Linked DNA regions of Homo sapiens: region 2 is linked to region 1. The links are chromatin contacts, found by Hi-C in ENCODE. All regions are on one chromosome and are shown on one strand. The core of a region is the stretch at or near the end of the contact, and the rest is flanking DNA. Distances in the headings are between cores, read along the strand shown.

Evidence for each region. Hi-C counts contacts between places; a loop is a spot of excess contacts on that map. Pooled maps may share reads with other maps.
Region 2: a loop to region 1 is called in a map of ascending aorta, with 2.4 times the contacts of the local background. The contact joins the enhancer-like site here to the promoter of POGK in region 1. A Hi-C loop is called at or near these places in 2 of 168 maps with a recorded cell type or tissue (ascending aorta and posterior cingulate gyrus) and 6 of 50 pooled maps.

Annotation. Positions count from the first base shown.
Region 1 is chr1:166,836,926-166,842,985 of GRCh38, reverse strand. It overlaps POGK (pogo transposable element derived with KRAB domain), which reads right to left and starts at 3,511. Exons shown (of 6, transcript NM_017542.5): 1 at 3,382-3,511; 2 at 1,898-2,031. The coding sequence starts at 2,029. RefSeq lists silencers at 2,986-3,225, 3,326-3,755.
Region 2 is chr1:167,445,206-167,451,265 of GRCh38, reverse strand. All of the region lies in intron 1 of CD247 (CD247 molecule), which reads left to right. Among named protein-coding and RNA genes, the nearest start is that of CD247, 70 kb to the left of the region's middle. Within about 2 kb of position 3,470, at least 12 of the 41 ENCODE cell types and tissues checked have a DNase peak (open chromatin) inside an H3K27ac peak, as active enhancers do.

The sequences.
Region 1 (6,060 bases), core at 2,262-4,761:
ATAATTCTCTATAACCAAAATACATATTTTAAAAACAGATTCTTTTCTTCTAATGCTCTAGAGCAGGGTTTCTCAACCTCAGCACAACTGACATTTTGGGCCAGTTACCTCTTTGTTGTGTGTGTATGTGTGTGTGTGTGTGGTGGTGGGGGGGCATCCTGTGCACTGTAGATATCTAGCAGCTCCCCTGGCTTCTATCCACTAGATGCCAGGAGGATCTCCCAGTCCCCAACGCACCCCCACCAAGTCAGACCAACAAAAGTGTTTCCAGATATTGCCAAATATCCAGGGGTGGGGAAAGGGGGTAGTGTTTCTAGATGTTGCCAAATGTCCAGGGGTGGGGGCAAAATTGCTCACTGCTCAAGATTAGGCCTTGTCCAGGAAGCCCCGGAGTTCTCAGCCTGAATGAGGCATCCCCTCATCTTGGCTCCTGGTGCATCCTTGCAGACTTCCACCACTGCACTCTGCACACTGTGCTTACTATTACTTATGTTTACTTTCCTGCCTTGCTCACAAGACTGGAAATTCCATCAGGAAAAGAGTCTCTCTTTACGCCCAGCACTGTGCTTGGTAACTGTGGATGGATGGCTGATTGCCTGGAGGCCACAAATGCCCAATCCCCAGCACCACCAGCTGCTGGACTCCCTCCTCCAGCCCTTCTGGTTACTTCCTTCTTTTCCCACCTAAGCATGGTTGGTCTTCATCTTGCTCCTTCCTCACTGTCCCAACATTCACTTTCATTGCACCTGTTCTCCAAGGCTCTCCATTTAGATGTTCTGGGTTGACCAATCTAGCCTCAAAGCCCTGAGTTTTGACTGCCTTGAGTTCTTGTTCCAGGCTAAATAGACCTGACGCCTGCTTGGATCAGAATTGGGAAGAAGGATGTGGTGGGCAAAGAACACTGATGAGACAAAGGCAGCGCGGTGTCCACAGCTAGACTGGCAAACTGAGAGCCTGTGGTTGCACTGTTTTTTTTTTTTTTAAATTAAGGTATAGCATACATATGGTAAAATGCATTACTTTTAAGGGTGCAGCTCAGGAGACCTGTTTTGAAGAACAAATGTCAGTGTTCATGTGTAACCTTAGGGCAAGGCAGATAATCTTTCTGCATCCCAGTTCTCTCCTCTGGTAGGGAACAATTTAGAAGTACCATGCTTGTATGGATAGGGGCTCTTCATGGAAGCAAAGGATACTATGTATACTGACAATGTTTATACACAACGGAAAATAAGCAGAGAAAAGGAATGTCAATTTGTTGCTTATTTAAAATGTTTACTATTCATGCCTAATTACCACGAAGTCCAGTAACTACGGTGAATAACTATCTGTAACTATAAGTATCTACTGCATTTGCATTTGTATAAACCGACCTCTATCATACTATTCTGCGTGTATACCCTGAATCTCTGTATTCCCTGCTGCCCACCATTTCTATCCAGGTCAGCTGGACAGGCAGCTCTCCTGTGTCAACTGTGGTAAGAGGTGCTCACACAGAACCAACTAGCCTAACCTCTCATGTCAACCCAATGACTCGAGTCTTATTTAAAATGGTTCCCTTCAACCAGCAGTAAGTCAACAAACATTTACTTGGTGCCTACAATGTGCCTGGCATCAAACGCAGTGCAGGATAAGTGGGTGAACGAGAGAGACAAGGTCCTGGCTTCTAGGACTTCCAATTGAACGATGACAAGCTACATGGCTGAGGGACTGTTTCCATAACACCTCCTCCATTCTTTGCACTGCCTTTTAAAGCCACAGAGCTGTTTTCTCAGGAATGCAAACACACCGGGCTGGGCTATTTTTACTTCCCACGTCTGTCTGAGGAGGAGACTTAAAGCAAGCTGGGCTCTCAGGCCTGCATCTGCTGGCTGTGTGGACTCCACACCTTCTTACTTACCCATCCGCCCTCAGAGCAGATTCGTACTTTCTGCATGTCTGCCGGGCCGTCCTCTAGTTCCCGGCTCTGAATCTCTTCTTCCTCTTCCTCTTCTTTCAGGCTCAAATTGAGAGGGTAGGCTGTGGACTCCATCTCTGCAAGCAAGATTCAGGTTCAGAAAAACCAGGTGTCACTGTGACCTCCCCAAAGCCTATGATGGGGGAGGCTGAGCCACATACAAACCTCTTTAGCCCCAAGCACTGTTCCCGCTGGAGGGAAGTAAGGAAACAAGAGTCGGCCAGGAAGCTACAGGGTGACATGTTTAATTATGATAAGAGAGGCTGTGGGTAGATAACGTATCTGGCTGCCTTCAAATATTTAAAAAGCTATCTGGGGAAGAGAACCCAGACTGGTTTGTAGAGACTGGACGGCAGAACAGAGGCCGGCCAGTGGATAAATACTCCTGGAAAAGGTTTTAAGCAGTGAGAAAGGCAGTACTTTCTCACAGCCAGTGCCACCCAAACAGGAATCAGAGGCAGGGGAAAGGTGCTGATTTCCTATCAGTGAAGGTGTCTGAACACAGATTGGACACTTACTCAACTGGAATGGGTGCTAGAAGCCAGTTAAGCATGGGCGGAGCGGTTGGCTCAGTAGGCCCATTGCCTGGATTTTCCAAATTCAAAGGTTCTGTCCACGAGCTGGTTCAGAAAATAGGGTCATTCTACCTTAAGGGACTTTGCAAACGCAGGAGTCAGTGAAACATAGTGAGGGTTATGCCTGGATACCCAAAAAGGTGCAGAAATCGGCTGGGGCCCACCCCGACAGGGAAATAACCCATTGCCTCTGGGCTGCAAATTCTCTATTCGCTGACTCTTGGCCAGTACAAAGGGCCGCACTCCTGCCCTCTATGGGCGCGGGCAATTCCTAGGTGTGGAGTGCGGATGCATCTTGAGGGCTGCATCGGGGAACCTCCAAAGAAAAGATCCCTCTGGAGTTCAAAGTCGGTTCCTTCGATATTTCCAAAAAAGATAGGCGAACGCGGCATGGATGGGTCTAGGCTTCAGATGCCTGCAGCTGGGGCCCGAACTTGGCGGCGGTCTCCCTGCCGGCTCCGGGGCAGAGGTGGGAGGGGCCGCCTCCCCGCGCTAAGGTGCCGCAACCAGGGCCGCCGCCCGCCCTGCCCCGCCTGCGCCACCGCCGCCGCGCCCCCGGGCGCGTTCGGATTTCTCCAGCCATCTTGCCCCATTTCCCTTTCTCCGCGGAACCGCGCCGGGAGCGCTTCCGCTGCCCCCTCCGCCCGGCCCGCCTCCCCACCTGGCCCCCTCCCGGCCCCAGCGCACCTGCCGGGCGGCGAGAGCCGGCGCCGCCCGCCTCCCCGGCGGGCCCGCAACAAAGGCGGCGGCGGCGGCGGCGCAGCCTCGGCGCCCCCGCCTCTGCCGCGGCCCAGCCGCCCGGGACCCGGGGGAGGGGCCGCGCCGCCGCCGCCCCCGCCCGCGCGCACTCACCGCCGGGCCCAGCGGCCAGGGCGCGGGGTGGGGACGCGAGGGCTCCGGCCCGGCTGTCACAGCGCCATCCTTTCCGCCTCTCCGTCCTCCCGTGCGCGCGGCCCCTCGGGAGGGAGCGGGGAGGACACGTGGTGGGAGGAGGGAGGGTCCGGCCCGGAGCTGAGGGTGTTGGGAGGCGAGGGGAGGAGCGCGGCTGATGTCAGCAGGCCTCGGCGGCGCCGGGGGACGGCGCCCGCGCGAGCTCCGGGGCCCTCCTCTAGGCGCGGCTTCCGGCCGGTCCGGGCAGTCCCTGGCGGGCCTGGGTAGCCGTGCCCTCGGCCTTCCCCGCCCCGCCCGATGCAGGCCGCTTCCAGTGCTGCGTGTGACCTCGGCGTGGACGAGGCAGGAAGAGCCCAGATTGATTTTAACCGAGCGTAGCGTGGGCGCACAGTTCCATGTGCTCATTTGCAGTCACCAGCGGGTTGCACTTGCTTGGACGAGCTCTCCAGGCGTTCTCGCCGTGCTTCAGGCAATGAAAGGCTAGACCGGCAAGAGCGTGTAGGGGCATGAGGAGGGGTCTTTGGGGAAGAGTATTCGTATTCTGGCAGCGGGCTCCTGTCCAGAACTTCGTCATATACATGGAGAAGGAACTTCCTGATTTTTGTAGCTGTTGCTTAATATCCCAAGCATGTAATTCCTTGGATGAAGTGGGTGTATAGAAGGACCTTTCTTCTCCAAAACGTCCAAAGGAGTTGTTTACTCTCAGCTCTGTGGGCAATACAACAAAAGTGACCTGAGAAGCCCTGAAGCCCTTTTCATTCCAGAAAAAGATTCTGGGTATGGGTTTTTGTTGAGAACTTGTTGAAGAAAAAATTATTCTGACACTTGTTAAAACAGTAAGGAAGACTTTATACAGGGTTATTGCTATAGGTGTAAAGATGATCACACTGGGGGGAGAGATGAGGTCTAACACGGAATACAGTAAGGACAGCTGGGGATGTATAGCCAAGGAGCAGAACGAAGGGGTCAGTAGATGGAAAGTTACTGATACGAGACATCAAGCACCTAGAGGGATTCTTGCTGAACCCACTTAACAGGATTCTTGCTGAAGGCAGGCTAGGGCGATCAGATATCAAGGGTGGGGGAATGAGAAATTTGATCAGATATCCAGGGTGATCAGATATCAAGGGTGGTGATTTCTCTCTAACCTAACTTAGCAGGGTTCTTGCTAAAATAGAGCTGGGCAGGCCAAAGGTTCGGGGTGAGTGGTCAGGGGACCAGGGTGGAGGCCTGCTGAAGAAGAGGACTTAAGCCTGATTAAACTTTGGTCAAGGAAAGAGTCCGTCAAACTCTTCAGATTGTCTCTGAGACCTGAATATCTGTTGGAAAAGACCTGTCTTTCCAAGTTTTTGTGGCCACTACTACTTACATGTGAATTTTACTTCTCTCAGTCATGGGAGAGGTCACTGTGCACTGTGCTCTTAACACGTAAAATGTAGCATGACATAACGTACACATCTTGGAAGTGCAATCACGGTGACAACCCAAGACCGTAGAAGATCTAATCTGTGGGTGGAAAAGATCGTTCAAATATTGGGAGGGAGGCTAGAATTTACTTTTTTGTTTTAATGAACAATTATTTTTGTGTAAAAGTAAGTATTTGTAGAACAGGAGTGACATGTTAGTTTGAATTGATTGACATTGCCCTCTTAATTTTTCTGAGGAAATGGCAGATTCAAACAGAAAGTGAGGAGGACATTAGGAAGGGAGAAGAGTAATAGGGATGTTGCTGGCACCCCAGCATCTTAGAAAAGAAATTAATACAGTTTTGAGATAGACACACACACACACACACACACAGACACACACACACGAAAAACCCTACTATGTTAGAGTTTTAGTCTCTGAGAGCCCTAATGTTCTCATGGGCTTGGATTAGGTGTCCCTGGGAAGAAATTAAGAGTGACCCACCCGAATTCTTGACTTTGAGCCCACAGCCCCATGATCTCAATTACTGTTAGAGGATCTTAGAGGATCCACCTTTTTACGGGTCTGTAATTGCTAACAAGACTTACTCTAGGAGCAACGTGCTGGCCTAGGCACAATACACTACAGACTCATGTTTAAGTGGTTTTCTAAGTCATTGTGCTTCTCTTTGCTGGTGTTTCATCTGCAAAAAGAGAGTTGAACCATATATTGTCCTAACATTCTCTCAGCTCTGTTATTGTTCCCATTCTCCATAAGACTTTATCTGAGTCTGAATGGGGAGTGATTGAAGCCAGTCTTTGAGACAGTGCATTACTCTGGTAATTCAATAGGATGAGTTTCTCTTAGTTGGTGGCTAATATCAGCCGAACATCCATTTAATCAACATAATAGTTCTTTAATGATGCTGTTGGTCTGACTTCATCCTTCCTCCTATTGAATTATTATAGTACCCAAACTATAGGAATTCCAAAGAGCCTCAAATTTTACAAAATACTCATTTCTAACTGTAGTGTTCCCTGGTGAATACACATTTCTGATTTCCTTCAGCAGAGGCCCCATGGCCAGGTCAATATAGCCACGGGCCCACATACGTCTGTTCCTCGGGGACCGCTGTAGACTGAAGTAATAGTCTTGGTACTTTGTGTCCCTGTGGTAGTGTTATAAGCCACACCTTTGCTGAAGTGTCATGTGCAGAATGTACTTCAATGCACC
Region 2 (6,060 bases), core at 2,221-4,720, 610 kb before region 1:
AGAAAACCCTGCAGCTGTTCCCCATCTCATTCAGAGTAAAAGCCACTGGCCAAGGAAGTTCTACCTAACAACCCCACACGCTTGTCGCCCTCTTTCCTAGTCTCCTAGAACTTCCCCTCATTCATGCTACCTACCCCTGCTTGCAGTTCAGAGACACTGGGCACAGGTCCACCACACAGCCTTTCCACCTCTGCTCCTCTGCCCGGAGTGCCCTTCCCTGACAGATCTGCACAGCTGAAGCCCGCTCTGACCACCTGTGAAAAACAGGAGACATCTCTTTGTCACTTCATACTTTCATTTCCTTGGCTAGCACTGAGACTGTCTTTTCTTTTCTTTTCTTTTTTTTTTTTTTTTGAGACAGATGCTTGCTCTGTCACCAGGTGGGATTGCAGTGGCTCGATCTCAGCTCACTGCAACCTGTGCCTCCTGGGTTCAAGCGATTCTCCTCCCTCAGCCTCCCGAGTAGCTGGGACTACAGGCACATGCCACCATGCCTGACTAATTTTTGTATTTTTAGTAGAGATGGGGTTTTACCATATTGGCTAGACTGGTCTCGAGCTCCTGACCTAGTGATCTGCCTGCCTCGGCCTTCCAAAGTGCTGGGATTGGCATGAGCCACTGCTCCCAGTATGTCTTTTTATATGTTTGTAAGTAATCTGTTTTCCTGTCTCTGCGAATTGCCTATTTATATCTTTTGCTGATTTATCTCTTGGACTATTAGTCTTAGCTTTCATTTTTCAAAGTATTATTATTTATTCACTTATTTTTTTTTGAGACAGGGTCTCACTCTGTCAACCAGGCTGGAGTGCAGTGACACGGTCAGGGCTCACTGCAGTTTTGACCTCCTGGGCTCAAGTGATCCTCGCACCTCAGCCTCCTGAGTAGCTGTGACTAAGGCATGCACCATCATGCCCAGCTAATTTTTTATTTTTTGTAGAGGGAGGGTCTTGCCATGTTGCCCAGGCTGGTCTCTAACTCCTGGGCTCAAGCAGTCCTGCTAGCTTGGCCTCGCCAAGTGTTGGGATTACAGGCCTGAGCCACCGCACCTGGCCCATTTTTCAAGCTATTATTGATGGAATTCCAATCCTGTAAAAAGCTTTAGGAATGAAGCTGTTCATCTTAGAATTATTTATAATGGTGAAAAATTGGAAACAAATGAGCACCAATGGGGAATGGTTATGTAGATAGTGGAAAGCTTATTAGGCAACCTTTAAAAAGGATATTTATTAATAGTAAAATGACAAAGTAACATGAAATATGAATATATGAAATAACATGAAGTCTTAGATTATAACATAATACTAAATGAAAAAAACAATTCTTCAGGAAATTTTTTTTTTTTTGAGACAGAGTCTCACTTTGTCACCCAGGCTGACATGCAATGACGCAATCTTGGCTCACTGCAGCCTCCACGTCCCAAGTTCAAGTGATTCTCCTGCCTCAGCCTCCCAAGTAGCTGGGATTATAGGCACGTGCCACCATGCCCGGCTAATTTTCATACTTTTAGTAGAGAGAGGGTTTCACCATGTTGGCCAGGCTGGTCTCAAACTCCTGACCTCAGGCGATCTGCCCACCTCGGCCTCCCAACGTACTGGGATTACAGGCGTGAGCCACTGCACCTGCCCGTGGAAAGTTGTTATGTAAAATGATTACAGTTTATAAATAACAAAGACTTTGGTCAGCCATCTGCCATCATATTAATAATGGCTGTGTTTGAAAGTGGTATTATGGGCAATTCTGATTTTTTCCTACTTTTCTGCACTTTTATATTAAGTTGATTTACTTGAAAATGAAAAGAAAAATGATCACAAAGGCTGGGCTCGGTGGCTCACACCTGTAATCCCAGCACTTTGGGAGGCTGAGGCGGGTGGATTACCTGAGGTCAGGAGTTTGAGAACAGCCTGGCCAACATGGTGAAACCCCGTCTCTGCTAAAAATACAAAAAATTAGCCAGGTGTGGTGGCAGGTGCCTGTAATCATGGCTGCCTGGGAGGCTGAGGCAGGAGAATCGCTTGAACCTGGGAGGCGGAGGTTGCAGTCAGCCAAGATCATGCCACTGCACTCCAGCCTGGGCAACAAAGCGAGACTCTGTCTCAAAAAAAAAAAAAAAAAAAAAGAAAAGAAAAATGATCACAAAGTATCGCTCAAAACATAACAACTTTAATGGAAATAAAAATACAAGAAGAGAAACATTTGCTCATAAAGCGCTACCCCTAAGAAATCATACAGCCCTGTTCTTCCCTCTTCCCTTGGAACCCTTATCTATGGGAATACATAATTTGTAGGTAGTTTTGAACAAATGATCCAATTTTACAATGAAACATGAATATTTGAAATCTGACACTGAGGAGAGAATTAAGGAGGCTGTGGTACTTTTTAAAAAAATTTTTGTTTATTTATTTTTTTAGACAGAGTCTCACTCTATGGCCCAGGCTGGAGTGCAGTGGTGCTATCTCAACTCACTGCAACCTCCACCTCCTGGGTTCAAGCGATTCTTTTGCCTCAGCGTCTTGAGTAGCTGGTATTACAGGCGCCCGCCACCACACCTAGCTAATTTTTTGTATTTTTAGTAGAGATGTGGTTTCACCCTGTTGGCCAGGCTGGTAGCAAATTAAAGAGAGTAGTAAAACATTATATGTTGCCAGTAAATTAGCTGGAGTCGTTCTGCAGTTCAGGGTGATTGAGGTATCTCCAGTGGGTCATTGCTATAAGCACTGGGCAGTGTGAGTCCTGGCCTCACATTTGGTAGCAGGCCTTCTGTATCTGTCAACCCCCCAGGCCGGCCTCTCAGCCCTCAATGAAAGAAAGCTAATTGTAGAGTCAAGAATATGACCTGCTATAATGGTTCGATCCTGGGAGAAGGGACTCCACAGCCTGGTGAGGACCCCTCTCACCACCTCTGAGGATCAGCAAGTCTTTGAAGGTCAGTACCAAGTGGTGGTTAAGACCTGGACTGTGGATCCAGATGTGCCTGGATTCAACCCTGGCTGTAGACATTAGGCATGTTATTAACTTCTCTGAGCCTCAGTTTCCCTAGCTGTGAAATCAGAGTCACTGTGAAGACTGAATGAGAAAACTCACACGTGTGGTTCCTGGCCCAGAACAAATCTTCAACCAGTGGTTATAACTATTACTCTGTGTGTCTAGCCTATATCTTTTCTGCTGCAGTGAAAGTTAGTTATTCGATGAAAGGGAGCAACCCACTGAGGGGGATGGTCTGGGTGCCTGGATGCTGTGGTCAATGGGTCGGCATCACACCCAGCACCCTGCCCAACACAGACACCGCCCCCACCCCCCCACCCATAGCTGCTGCCACTGCCTTCCTAAGAACAGTGACTTCCTGTTTTCTAAGTTTTTACCCTGCAATGTCATCACCAGTTGTGCCTGAGCCTGGGGGTGGAGCTGGCAGCAGCAGGACTCAGGGCTCAAAGTTGGGGACTCAAAGGAAGGAAGGTTGGCGAGTAGAAAGCTGGCCACTCCTACCTGGATCATGAGCTACTGTGATTCATATTGATTCCATCAGTGCCTACAAACTGAGCGCTTACCAGGTACCAAGCCCTTCCCATTTGAGTGTCACACACCCTGGGAGGTCGCTGTGATTACTCAGTGATTACACAGTAGCAACACCAGGACTTGGATTGCAGTTGTCGCCTTCGTAGGATTCATTCTTACCTGCCGTGCTTCCTATCAAAGTGGAAACAAGCTGGACGGGGGTGAGGTTTGAAAGGCTGCCCTATAGAAATTGGAGGATCTGTGTGATTTGTGCTTCTGAAGGCAGAACTAGGTTCAAAGTTTTTTTTTTAACTCTGAAAATTAGAGCTCTCCACCAGTGATTGCTGGGTGCTGAGCTTCCTGTCACCAGAGATATTCAAGCAGAGGCCAGAAGTGCCTACCAAAGAAGAAACTCCTGAAAGAGGTGGGAAGCTCTCTATATGACAGGAACCCCAGAGGCACTGGGATAAGGTAGATTGAGAAGGGACTTTGCATCAGATGCACTCAGAAAATCTCTAGCCATGTGACCTATTGGAGCTGCAACGTCATTATCTGCAAAATAGAATTGGTAATAATTCTGCCCGTATTGTGCAAGGTTGTTCTGAGGATTAAGCCAGATCATGCAAGTGCAAAGAGCTCTCTAAACTGTATGCTTCATGCATGTGTTACATCATTATCATTTTGTGAAGTGAGGAGTTCTCAGAAAGTCTACACACTACTGAGCTCCCACTGTGTGCCAGGCACTTTGTACACACCCATTATCTCTTTTTATTTTTTTTGAGACGGAGTCCCACTCTGTTGTCCAGGCTGGAGTGTAGTGGCGTAATCTCCGCTTACTGCAAGCTCCACCTCCTGGGTTCACACCATTCTCCTGCCTCAGCCTCCTGAGCAGCTGGGACCACAGGTGCCTGCCACCACGCCCGGCTAATTTTTTTGTATTTTTTAGTAGAGACGGGGTTTCACCATGTTAGCCAGGATGGTCTCGATCTCCTGACCTCATGATCCGCCCGCCTCGGCCTCCCAAAGTGCTGGGATTATAGGCGTGAGCCACCGCGCCTGGCCCCCATTATCTGTTTTTATCTTCAAACACCCCTGAAGAGTGGGTATCCCCATCCTGGGCTGGGAAACCTGGCCAGGTTCTGTCCCCAACCGTGGCATGATGGTGTGGGAGGTCAGAGGGCCATCCCCTGCTGTCACTCCTTGTACCTGCAGAGCCTCTTAGCATGCGCCACTGTGCAGGGCACCCCACAAACTTTACCTCATTTCTCTGCACCCGTGAAATCGGTCTTGTCAAAGCCCTTCTGCAGATAGGAGAATTGACGCTCAGAGAGGTTAAGAAAACTGTTCCAAAACAAGCCAATAATGGGGCAGATTCCACATTTGAGTCTTAGAGTCTTTCTGACTCAAAGACTTATTATGTTCTTTGCTCTTCTCTAAGCCTGTGATGTGCGGGTGAGGAGGGAAAGGTGCAAATGAAACTATAAGGCACCATCTGTGCTTGCCAGAGCCAGTGGTGGGGGGCGGACTTGAAGTGGAACGTTTACAAGCCGTTGTGACTAAGTGTCAAAAGTGGGCAAAATGGCAAGGGCTGTGAAATCAGAGGTAGGTGGAAACTCCGGATCCTGAGCCCATAGGTCAGCTGCATCGAAGCCATAAGGCTAAGAGAAGTACCTGGAGTCAGGAGACCCAGGAATTCCCTTCCAGCTTTGCCACTAACCTGCAGGTGTCCTTGGTGAAGTTGCTTCATTCCTCTGATCTCAGTTTATCCACCTGTGAATTGGGCCCAAAAGTAGCCCCCTGTTTGTCTCCTGGCACTCATAAGAATCTAACTCCATCAGACACAGGAAGTCACTTTAAAAGTAGAAATTAGAGTTCAAATGAGAAGAATCCTTATTAGTTGGATGTGAGTAAGTCCCGCAGATGCCCAGCTCCGAAACAGGATTTGCTGGAGAAGGAGGTTGACTGCAGGGGAAAGGGCACCAGCGTGTATTTTCAGCCTCAGGGTATGGCAGGACCAGGTTGATTAAGGCCTGATCCCTGTTAGCAGAAGTTCATAGTCTGGCTCAGAGACAGACAGACAAACAACGCAATTCAAGTAAATCTCACCCAGAGAAACCAGATTCTGTAAGGATAGGTGCGTCTCCCCCAGGGTGCACTCTGGGGCTCCAGAATCTTCCTGTTAGTGGTCAGTACCATGAGACTTCCTGAATTCAGGGCTTTTTTTTTAATGAAGATGACAAAAGGCTACAAAGGGATGGCGAGGCTCACTGTCACTAATTAGACTCACAACACTTAGATACAATGACCCGTATGCCTAGATACTCTGTGATCATCTTTGGCTGCCCCCAGCCTCCTCTGAGCATCTCACATGGCCTATTCCTGGGATCTTGCTACAGGGCAGGAAGGTTCCAACTTATCGTGCATGGGCTTAAAGTAGAAATCATGGCAGTAACAATAGGTGGCAAAATGGAACACATACCCTTATGGGGTCCTTCACCCCATAAGAATTATTTTATTTTATCCTCACCCCATAAGAAGTATCATATTTGGCCAGGCACGGTGGCTCAT